2 separate regions of the Homo sapiens genome follow, and region 2 is linked to region 1. A link is an interaction called in ENCODE POLR2A ChIA-PET data of the cell type or tissue named here. Cell type or tissue: A673. All regions are shown on one strand.

Evidence for each region. ChIA-PET counts read pairs that join two places held together with the same protein. Peaks named below come from ENCODE experiments on the same cell type or tissue, not always from the same donor. Only the 100,000 strongest peaks of a DNase experiment are listed, where the experiment ranks them.
Region 2: POLR2A ChIA-PET joins it to region 1 with 16 read pairs; 2 of 35 experiments call an interaction of 5 or more read pairs at or near these places.

The regions. Positions count from the first base shown.
Region 1 is chr20:1,784,603-1,789,602 of GRCh38, forward strand. No RefSeq gene overlaps it. Among named protein-coding and RNA genes, the nearest start is that of SIRPA, 110 kb to the right of the region's middle. In A673, no CTCF peak of the experiment used is centred here; no DNase peak of the experiment used is centred here.
Region 2 is chr20:2,311,781-2,316,780 of GRCh38, forward strand. It overlaps TGM3 (transglutaminase 3), which reads left to right. Exons shown (of 13, transcript NM_003245.4): 5 at 1,118-1,246. Among named protein-coding and RNA genes, the nearest start is that of TGM3, 18 kb to the left of the region's middle. In A673, no CTCF peak of the experiment used is centred here; DNase peaks (open chromatin) are centred at 2,931 and 3,411.

The DNA of each region.
Region 1 (5,000 bases):
CCAGCTTAATCACACCATCTACACAGAAGGAGAAGACTGGCAACACTAGGGCTAAGCTGCAGTGGGTGGGCAGCCATGGGCAGCCTGCCTTGTGGGGCTGGAAGGCTGAAGGGGAAGTGGAGAAGATGAGGTTCTCCAAGGAGTGGCCTGAGGAATGCCAAAGTACCCACAGGGCTAGCCCAGGCTGGGCCATGCGTCCACTGGGTAAGGCTTGGCTTCCTCTGAGTAGAGTCACGTCAGTCTCCTTCCTTATTCTAGCACCGGCAAGAACTGGCTGTCACGTACTCTATAAGCACAACCTTTTATAGGAGCTGGGGACCCAAGAGCCCTCATCATGAATATGGGCCCCTGTGCTGGCCTAACAGGCTGAGGGCCCAGAGAGGACAGAGAGTTGCTAGCTCTTCAGAAAAGGGACACTGGGCCAGGTGCAGTGGCTCATGCCTGTAATCCCAGCATTTTGGGAGGCCAAGGAAGGCGGATCATGAGGTCAGGAGTTCGAGACCAGCCTGACCAACATGGAGAAACCCTGTCTCTACTAAAAATACAAAAATTAGCTGTGCGCGGAGGCATGCGCCTGTAATCCTAGTTACTCAGGAGGCTGAGGCAAGAGAATCGCTTGAACCCAGGAGGCAAAGGTTGCAGTGAGCTGAGATCGCGCCAGTGCACTCCAGCCTGGGGACAGAGAGAGACTCTGTCTCAAAAAAAAAAAAAAAAAAAGGACATCAATGACCCTAAAATCCAACTCCTTGCTGCAAGGACCCATGGATCTTTTACCCTCACCCCATCTTCTTAGACTTACCCTTGACAAGCTGCACATGTCACTCTGAGCCTCCTGCGAACACAAGTCCGTGTCTCCCCAAGACGATGATCAGCCTCCTTGAGGACAGGAACCCTTCCTTGTCCACTTGCTCCATGTCTGAGACCTCAGTGCCTCACACAGCCCCTAACACTGAATAGCCCCTGAACATGCATGTGTTAAATAAATGTGTTTCGTTATTGATTTACTTATTCCTGCAATTCTTTATAGAGTGTCAATTATGTGGCAGGCATCATTTGGGGCACTGAGCAAGTGAGCAGTGAGCAAGATAGTAAAAATAAAGGAATACCTAGGCAGTATAATTCCAGGGAGGTTAACTGGTATGAAGAAAAAGAAGTCAGGGGATAGACAGTAGCTGCGTATATTTTGGACCGTGTGCACAGGAAGCCTTCTCTGGGGAGGGGCCTATGAGCTGAGACCTGAATGAAGGAAGTGGAAGTCATAGGGAGTTCTAGGAGAAGAATGTTCCAGAGAGAGGAATACACTTGCAGGGCAGGCATGAGCTGGGCATATGTGAGCCACAGCAAGGTCACTGTGGTGGGAGCAGAGTGAGGGAACAGATGGTCATGGGAGAAACTGCAGGACTTGATCTTGGAGGCTGTGCTGATGAGGTTAGAGTGTAATCTGTGTGCAGTGCCTTGGGCAGAGAGCAGTACCGGAGCAGGATCCAGGTCACAGATTGGAAACTCACACTCTGGTGGCTGTGTGTATGTGTGTGTTGGAGGAGGGACAGGCTGGAGGTGGGTAAGGAAGGAAGCAGGGGAGAAGAGGAAGCAAGAGGCCACTGCAGTTAGGGATGGCTGGACACAGGACTCTGGAGCTGGGGGAGAGATAGGTGATGGAGATGGGGGATAGATATTTGCAAGCTGTCAACATGTGGATGGTTTCCACATGGACATTGCATAGGATGAGACCACCTCAGGAAAGAAGAGATTGGGGGAGAGGGAGAGGGGGAAGGAGAGTCCCAGGGCTGGGATTCTGATCTGGCTCTGCCACCAATTTGCAGGGTCAGCTTGGGCCATCTCTCTGGGCTTTGGGTTCTACAACTGGACATGAAGGGAACTGAGCCAGGTGATCTCTAAGGATCCTTCTTCTTTGAATATTCACAGGCTTGGTTTCATTTCCTGTACCCAGGAGTTTTAGTCTGGGCCGGGGCTCCACTCACCCCACTGCTGAGCCTGCTGGCTATCTGATCCCTGCATTGCACAGGGCCCCACTCTGAGAGGAACCCGCACTTGATTTACTGCTCTGCTGTTACTGTTTTGAAACGTTTAATTATTCTGGGACATGCTCTGCTAATTATGTGGCCAGTGCTACCATGTGCCGTTGGTCTACTGCTGTGAGGTGAGGCAGGAGCACGATTTGGCTGTTGGGAGGTCCCTCAGGTTGTTGGGTGCCAGGACTGAGGGCCCTTGCTGGACCCCTCTGAGGACTCCCCAGTCCCTGCTGTCACCAACGCCACCCTCCCAATGCCTCCCCAGACTCTGCAATCCCAGAAAGACAACCTTGGCATTCCTGAACTTCCTTTTCCTCTTTCCTTCAGAAGCTGAACAAATAGTCAAGGGCAAATACCAAAACCGTGGAATTCTGATATAGACCAGGATTTCCGAAGATATGAGCCATGGACTGACATGCAGACACAGTCCTACCCCAGATGTAGAATCCTACAGAGGTCCTAAAATCTGCAGTTAAACAAACTAAACAAAACAGCATTCTGACTGAGTTAAAACTTGAGAACTGCTGATTTAAGCTAGTGACCCAGATGAGTTCAGGAAGATGACTTGATGGGGGCATTGATGCTGCCTGGATTGGGGGCTGGGGAGAAGGAGGGAAGCCAGGGAGAGATGAACTACTCAGCCATATGCTCCTTGTCCTTCAGGTCTCAGCTCAAATGTCCGCCCCCAGGAGGCCTTCCCTTGACTCCAGCACACAGTGAGCTGAGACCCTGCTCCAAGCTCCCTCAACTCCTGACCTTAGCAGAGCACCTTCTTACCATTGGTGATTGTCACTACTGCTAGACTGCGTGCACCGTGGAGGCCAGGAATGGGGACTCTCTTGGTCTCCATGGTATCCGCAACACCTAGCACAAGGTGTAGCACACAGAAGATGCTCAACAAATACTTGTTCGATGAATGAATGAAGAGAGAGTTTGGATGTATAGGGCCAAGGGAATCTTTCAGTCCTAGGAATCTGACACTTACCTTGGAGTGAAGGCTGGTTACTGCCTCTTGCCTGAGGAGACCCTATAGAGGGCTAGCATTAGAATTCCCCTCTCCTGGCTGATCTTAGAGTGATGGAAGAGACTGGCAGGGGAAAATTTAGACTAAGGTGTTAAAGGCTAACATACCATTTCACCCTTCAATATTGGTTGTGATTTCCAAAATGCTATTTGCTAACCCCACTGAGCATCTCACTGGGAAGATCCAAGCCATTGAGGAAAGAAAACAAGCAAAAGAGATTTAAGGGTTAAAGAAACCCTCTTTTGATATTTTACATAGTCCCAACAAACTTCTCTGCTGCAGGAGATGAAGACTTCAGCCACTACAGGTGGACTGGCCCCAGTGACCCCTGTCTCCATGAGAGCAAGCAGATATAATAATGGGAGATGATGGTGAAGATCAATGCCTTAAACCCGAAGAATGGCTTTAATGGTGGACTTTTAGGCTGTCAGCACTTAGGTGGGGCACATCTGTAGGAAGAGGAGAAGAAAAGAAAACTCAATGAGATGAGGTGATTTGCTTGATAACTTACAGAGAGACCAGCAAGCTAGATAGGAACAACTAAGACCAATAAGGAAGTTATAAGAGGCTCATTTCTGCTTAAGAGAAGGAAGAACTTTCTAACAATAAATGCTGTCCAGTAACAAAACTGTTTATCTTTTGGGGGAACTTCCTTTCATCAGGGAAGTATAAGTATAGAACTCCAGTTAGAGATGCTGGACAAGGAGTCTAATTCGACTAGATAAGTGATTTTCAAACCATAGGTCACAATGCCTTCATGGGGCATGAAATCGATTTAGCGGACCTAAACTAGCAATTTTTTTTAACGGAAAAGATAGAAGAGAGAGGAAAGAAAAGAAGGAAAGGAGGAGAAGGGAAAAGTTAGAAGATAGAAGGGGAGGTGAGGCGAGGAAAGAGAAAAGAAGAGGAATTATGTGAGTTTATCCCACATAGGAAAGGCAAGAACTGTCCACTGAAACTTTCGGGGTGTGTGTGTGTGCGCGTCCGTGTTTGTGTGTGTGTGTGCGCGTGTGTGCACTCACTAGGTGGCAATATAAAGTATATTACTAAGTGTGGGTGATAGTCAAAAAGATTGAACACCTCCGGAAGTTGATCTCTAAGATCCTTCAAACTTTGCAGTTATGTGACATGAGGTCCTTAGGTTTTATGTATCAAATTATGAGAATAGGATTCTAAGATCCATTTATTTCATTTTTTATTCATTTACTCCACATTTATTTAATACCTATTTTAAGCCATACTGGGTGCTAGGGGCAAAGAGATACATCAGAATCAGTATCAGTTCCTGCCCTCAAGATATGGAGATGAACATTTACACAGATCATTATAATACAGTGTAGTATATGCTTCAGTAAGCATTTGGCTAAGATTTATGCACCTTTCACCCAGCCCCCTGTGCAAACTGATTTTCTTATCTCCATTTTACAGATGGAAAAAAAATCAAAGCTCAAATGGTCACACAAAGGGTGAATCAAGGTCCACCCAGCAGAACCAGAATTTGAACCTAAGACCACCAGGAGAGCCTGAATTTCTAACCGTTGGGCTCCACTGGGGTGTGAAGGGCAGGTGGGTGGGATATGGAGGCTCAGAGAAGGAAGGCTGGCTGCAGCAGCTGGGGGTGGGGTGGGGAAGAGGCCAGGGAAGGCTTCATAGACAAGGGATCATTGAGCTATGTCTTGAAGGAAGAGGAGTTGGATGGCTTGACAAGGGGGCAAAGGTGTCACCTTCCATACAACCAGCAGAAGCCGCTCGAAGAATAGTAAAAATTGTGGGATGTACAGCAGGCAGACCTGGTGCGAATTTTAGTTCCAGCTTTTACTACCTGTGTGACCCTGGACACGTCACCTAACCCCTCTAAACTTCCATTTCTTCATGCATTACATGGGAGTTATTATGAAATGAGAGATTACGCACCCAATGCATCCAGCATTAGCACAGTGCCT
Region 2 (5,000 bases), 530 kb after region 1:
AAGGATAGGACATAGAGTGCACCTAGGAGTGGAAGAGAGGCTATTTTTTTTTATGGCATGGTTAGGGAGGGCCTCACTTAGAAAGGAGCCTTTGATCAGGAACCTGAAGGAGATGAGGGCACCAGACAGAGATCTTGGGAAAGAGCATCAGGCAGAAGGAAAAGCAAATGCAAAGACCTAAGGCAAGAGGAGCTCGGCCTTCTCAGTTTGAGAAGCAATGACTTCAATTAAGTCTTATTTTGTGAAAATCACTTCAAATACATATACTTTAGCAAGAGATTTTATTTTTATAACTAGTTCTCCAGGAGTCTCAATAACGTGCTCAAGATTGCAGGCAGGCCAGGTGCAGTGGCTCACGCCTGTAATCCCAGCACTTTGGGAGGCTGAGGCGGGTGGATCACCTGAGGTCAGGAATTCGAGACCAGCCTGGCCTATATGGCAAAACCCTGTCTCTACTAAAAATACAAAAATTGGCCAGGTGTGGTGGCACGGGCCTGTAATCCCAGCTACTTGGGAGGCTGAGGCGGGAGAATTACTTCCCAGGAGGTGGAGGTCACGATGAGCCGAGATCATACCACTGCACTCCAGCCTGGGTGACAGAGCAAGACTCCGTCTCAAAAAAAAAAAAAAAAAAAAAAAAAGGATGGGAGGCAGAGCTAGAAGGAAACTCTGAGATGAGTTTGGCCTAATTATACAGATGGAGAAATCGAGGCCAGACAGGCTAAACAGCTTGCTCTTGAGGTTTGTGGCAGCCGGGGCGTCGGCTAGACCAAGCCACCTCCCATGCATTCACTTTAAGAGAGTTTGCACAAGGTCTTATGCTTTTTTATTTTTAATAATTTTTTATTTATTATCCTTTTCTGTCTCTTTTTTGTTGTTGTTGTTTCAAAAGCTGCCTTTGAGGAAATACACAGGGTCTTGTGTGTAGTGAGTGCTCTGGATGAGTTTGCGGGGTTGAGGGCTGGGCATGGTGGCTGTCCTCAGTAGCTCTCAGTTCCAGAGGCCACAGAGTCAAAGGATCTGATAGTTCCTGTGGTTCTTGCCAGTGCAGTTCCCTTCTTGAGCCAACTCTCCTTGTCATTTCTTTAATTGTAATGTATGGTCTCGTTCTGAACAGTTTGAAGAAGACATTCTCAGCATCTGCCTCTCAATCTTGGATAGGAGTCTGAATTTCCGCCGTGACGCTGCTACTGATGTGGCCAGCAGAAATGACCCCAAATACGTTGGCCGGGTGCTGAGTGCCATGGTGAGTAACAGGAAAACGATCACAGCTAGTTGTCATCATATATTGAACACCACCTATGAGCTAGGCACGCACACTCTTTACATATGTCATCTCATTAAAGCCTCACCAATTACAGCTGGTGGTTAGAACCATCCACATTTTACTAACTTGGAGCACAAGGCCCCTCTAAGTTACAGGGCTTGCCTGAGGCACACAGTGAGTATGTGGCAGAAGCAGAGCCAGACCCAGGTCCAGCCAGCTTCAAAGCCCTTTCCACCACATCATGAAGCCTTTCTCAGAGGAAAAGGGAGCTTGCTCTTTGAGTGCCTGCCAAGGATGGGAGAATGCAAAGCTAGGGCTCTGCTCCATCATTGGGCCTCCTGGGAAAGGAAGCGAGACCCTGATTGAGCTGGAGGTGGTGACCTCCTTTGCCTAACTCATCTCTTCCACAGCCCAGAGCACAGCCCAGAGTGTCAGATGGTAGGCTGCCTCATTCATGGTCTAGATGGGGAAACAAGCTTGGAGAGCTGAAGTGGCTTGCTCAAGGCACACGGCATGCAAGTCAGACCAGAACAAGGCCTCCATGGAAAAGGCCTGTGCCCCTACAACACACACAAACACACACACACTCACACAATCACACACACTCTCTCTCTCTCTCAGACACACACACACACGAGCTAGATCCCCTAGAAGGCATCTATGGCTCTGCACTCATTGTGTAGAGAATATCTCCAACCAGTCTGGGCGTGGTGGCTCACGCCTCTCATCCCAGTGCTTTGGGAGATGGAGGTGGGAAGATGGCTTGAGCCCAGGAGTTTGCCACCAGCCTGGGTAACGTAGTGAGACCTCGTCTCTACAGAAATTAAAAAAAAACTAGCCAGGCATAGGCAGACACGGTGGCTCACACCTGTAATCCCAGCACTTTGGTGGGGAGATGACTTGAGCCCAGGAGTTCAAGACTAGCCTGGACAACATGGCAAAACCCTGTCTCTACAACAACAACAAAAAAAAATTAGCAGGGCATGGTAGCATGTGACAGTAGTCCCAGCTACTTGGGAGACTGAGGTGGAAGGATCACTTGAGCCAAGGAGGTGGAGATTGTGGTGAGCCAAGATCATGCCACTGCGCTCCAGCCTGGGTGACAGAGTAAGACCCTATCTCAAACAAACAAACAAAAATTAGCCAAGCATGGTGGTACATACCTGTATTCCCAGCTACTCAGGAGGCTGAGGCAGGGGGATTACTTGAACCCAGGAGCTTGAGGTTACAGTCAGCTATGATGGCACCACTGCACTCAGGCCTGGGTTATAGAGCAAGACCCTGTTTCCAAAAATATTCATCCAGAATATCTAAACCTAGATCAACCTGCTCAAAAGTTGTAAGTTAAGATGCAAAAAGTCGTGATCAGGCACAGTGGTTCACACCTGTAATCCCAGGACTTTGGGAGGCTAAGGCAGAGAATCACTTGAGCCCAGGAGTGTGAGACCAGCCTGGACAACATAGTGAGACCTCATCTACACATACACACACACACACACACACACACACACACACACACACACAGGAGCCAGGCATCGTGACACATGCCTGTAGTCCCAGCTACTTGGGAGGCTGAGCTGGGGGAATTGCATGAGTCCGTTAGTTGCAGGCTGCAGTGATCTGTGATTGCGCCACTGCACTTCAGCCTGGGTGACACAGCAAAAGCCTATCTCCAAAAAAAAAGGCGAAAAGTCAAAGTGAATTCTTTACTTTAATCCTCTTAAACTAAGTAATTACCCAGAAATCCTGTAACCTTTATTTATTTATTTCTATGTTTCATGGTTTAGGCATTTCTTGATCTCTTGACTTTTGAGTTGGATATGTCCATGCTAATGAGCTAGTTACTTGGTTAAAAATGTGAACAACTTCTCAGCTGCATGATAAATATCCGGGGTGCATCTGAGAGGGCTTTTGGAAAGAGCTGAGTCTTAGACTGAGCCTGGCAAGAAAGGAGTAAGGTGGGCCCAGGGAACTTAGTAGCCGAGGGAGAGTATGGAGAGGAAGTGAGCCTGGAACAGAATCTTGAAACCAAATGGCCTGGAAGAGGTGGGATTAAAGCCCTGGTGACTTAGAAGGCTGAGTCTCTTTGGCCTAGGAGAGAGTGGGTGAGGCCAGCGGCTCCTGCAGCTGCTGACTCACTCGCACCCCAGGGCCAAACCACTTTATCGTGGAGCCAATTTCCTCAGCTGCACCTCCCAGATGCTCTATTCAGACCTCCCAGCTGGGCTGGGCCATGAACTAATTATGGCCTGTGCGGAGCTTTGAAGTGCTCAGCTTTCAGCCAGAGATGACCGTGCTGATAGCCACTTTGGAGGCTGGAGCACCAGTGACTCAGGAGATGGGGAAGGGCTGCGCAACCTTCCATCTCTAAGGAGGCCCTGTCTTGCCTGACTCTGCCATGACAGCCCAGGACCTCCTGGAAGGGGTGCAGAACTCACTACTGCACTGAGGGCCTGGCAAGGCTGGGCATGGCCTGTCCTGGGCAAGGATCCCTCTGTGTCCAGACTGTCCATTCTCATAGGCCTTGCCACTTACAGGCACTCCAAGGAGAAGGGGTAGGACACACAGGCTGGAGGAGCCTTCAGAGATCCTGGTCCAGCCTCTCATTGCACAGTTCAGATAAACGACAGCCAAAGTTTCATAAACCCTGACCCTTGACTACAAAAGACACCTCAGAGCACCTTTGTCCTAACTTTCCCTTGAAAATTCCCTTCCCTATTGGAAGGTGAAGAACTAAGGCCTAGAGAGGTGAACAGACCTTTGTGCAATCATCAAGTTGGCAAGTGGCAAGGTGGGGCTTGTAACCTCAGTGTCTCCTTCTCTCTTTTAACTTTTATTATGGAAAAGTTCAGACCTACATAAAAGTAGAGAGAAAAGCATAATGAACTCCTGTGTCTGCATCACAAGCTTCAGCAATTACCTCTTCAAGGCTGGTGTCATTTCATCTGCGACCCTCTCTTTCACAGATGATTTGATAAATCTTAGACATTACACATTTGTCATAATTTCACCTGTAAATATTTCCAAGTGTGTCCCTAAAAGACAATGGAACTCAGGTCTCGATTTCTAGTCCAGTGATCTTTCCAGGCTGCCTCTTGGTTGTGTCACTTAGATTAGAACCTTAAATTGAATAAATGAATGAGTAAACTAACAAATGAACAAATAGCTGAATGAATGAAAGAAAAGAAATACTCTATCTTTATTCTTTCCAAGAAGAAGTTAGTTGCTAAAGTTCTAAAGTGATCTTTTTGGCCGGGTGTGGTGGCTCACACCTGTAATCCCAGCACTTTGGGAGCTGATGTGGGCAGATCACTTGAGGTCAGCCTAAGCAACATGGTGAAACCCCGTCTCTATTAAAAATACAAAAGCTAGCCGGGCATGGTGGCACGCATTAACACCAGTTACTCAGGAGGCTGAGCCAGGAGAATTGCTTGAATCCAGGAGGCGAAGCTTGCAGTGAGCCAAGATCACGCCACTGCACTCCAGCCAGGGCGACAGAGAGAGACTCTGTATCAGAAAATAATAATAATAATAAATAATAATAAATAAATAAAATAAAAATAAATAAAATAAATAAAGTGATCTTTTCGTAAGACCATACACCAAAAAAGAGTTTCAAACCATGGACTCCCAGGCAGACTGTGACAGCAGTGATAGCCTGTGGATTCTTACCTGCCAGAAGTCCTCTGCAAGCTGGAGTTGTGCCCTGCCTTGCCACAGCACAAGCTGTGCT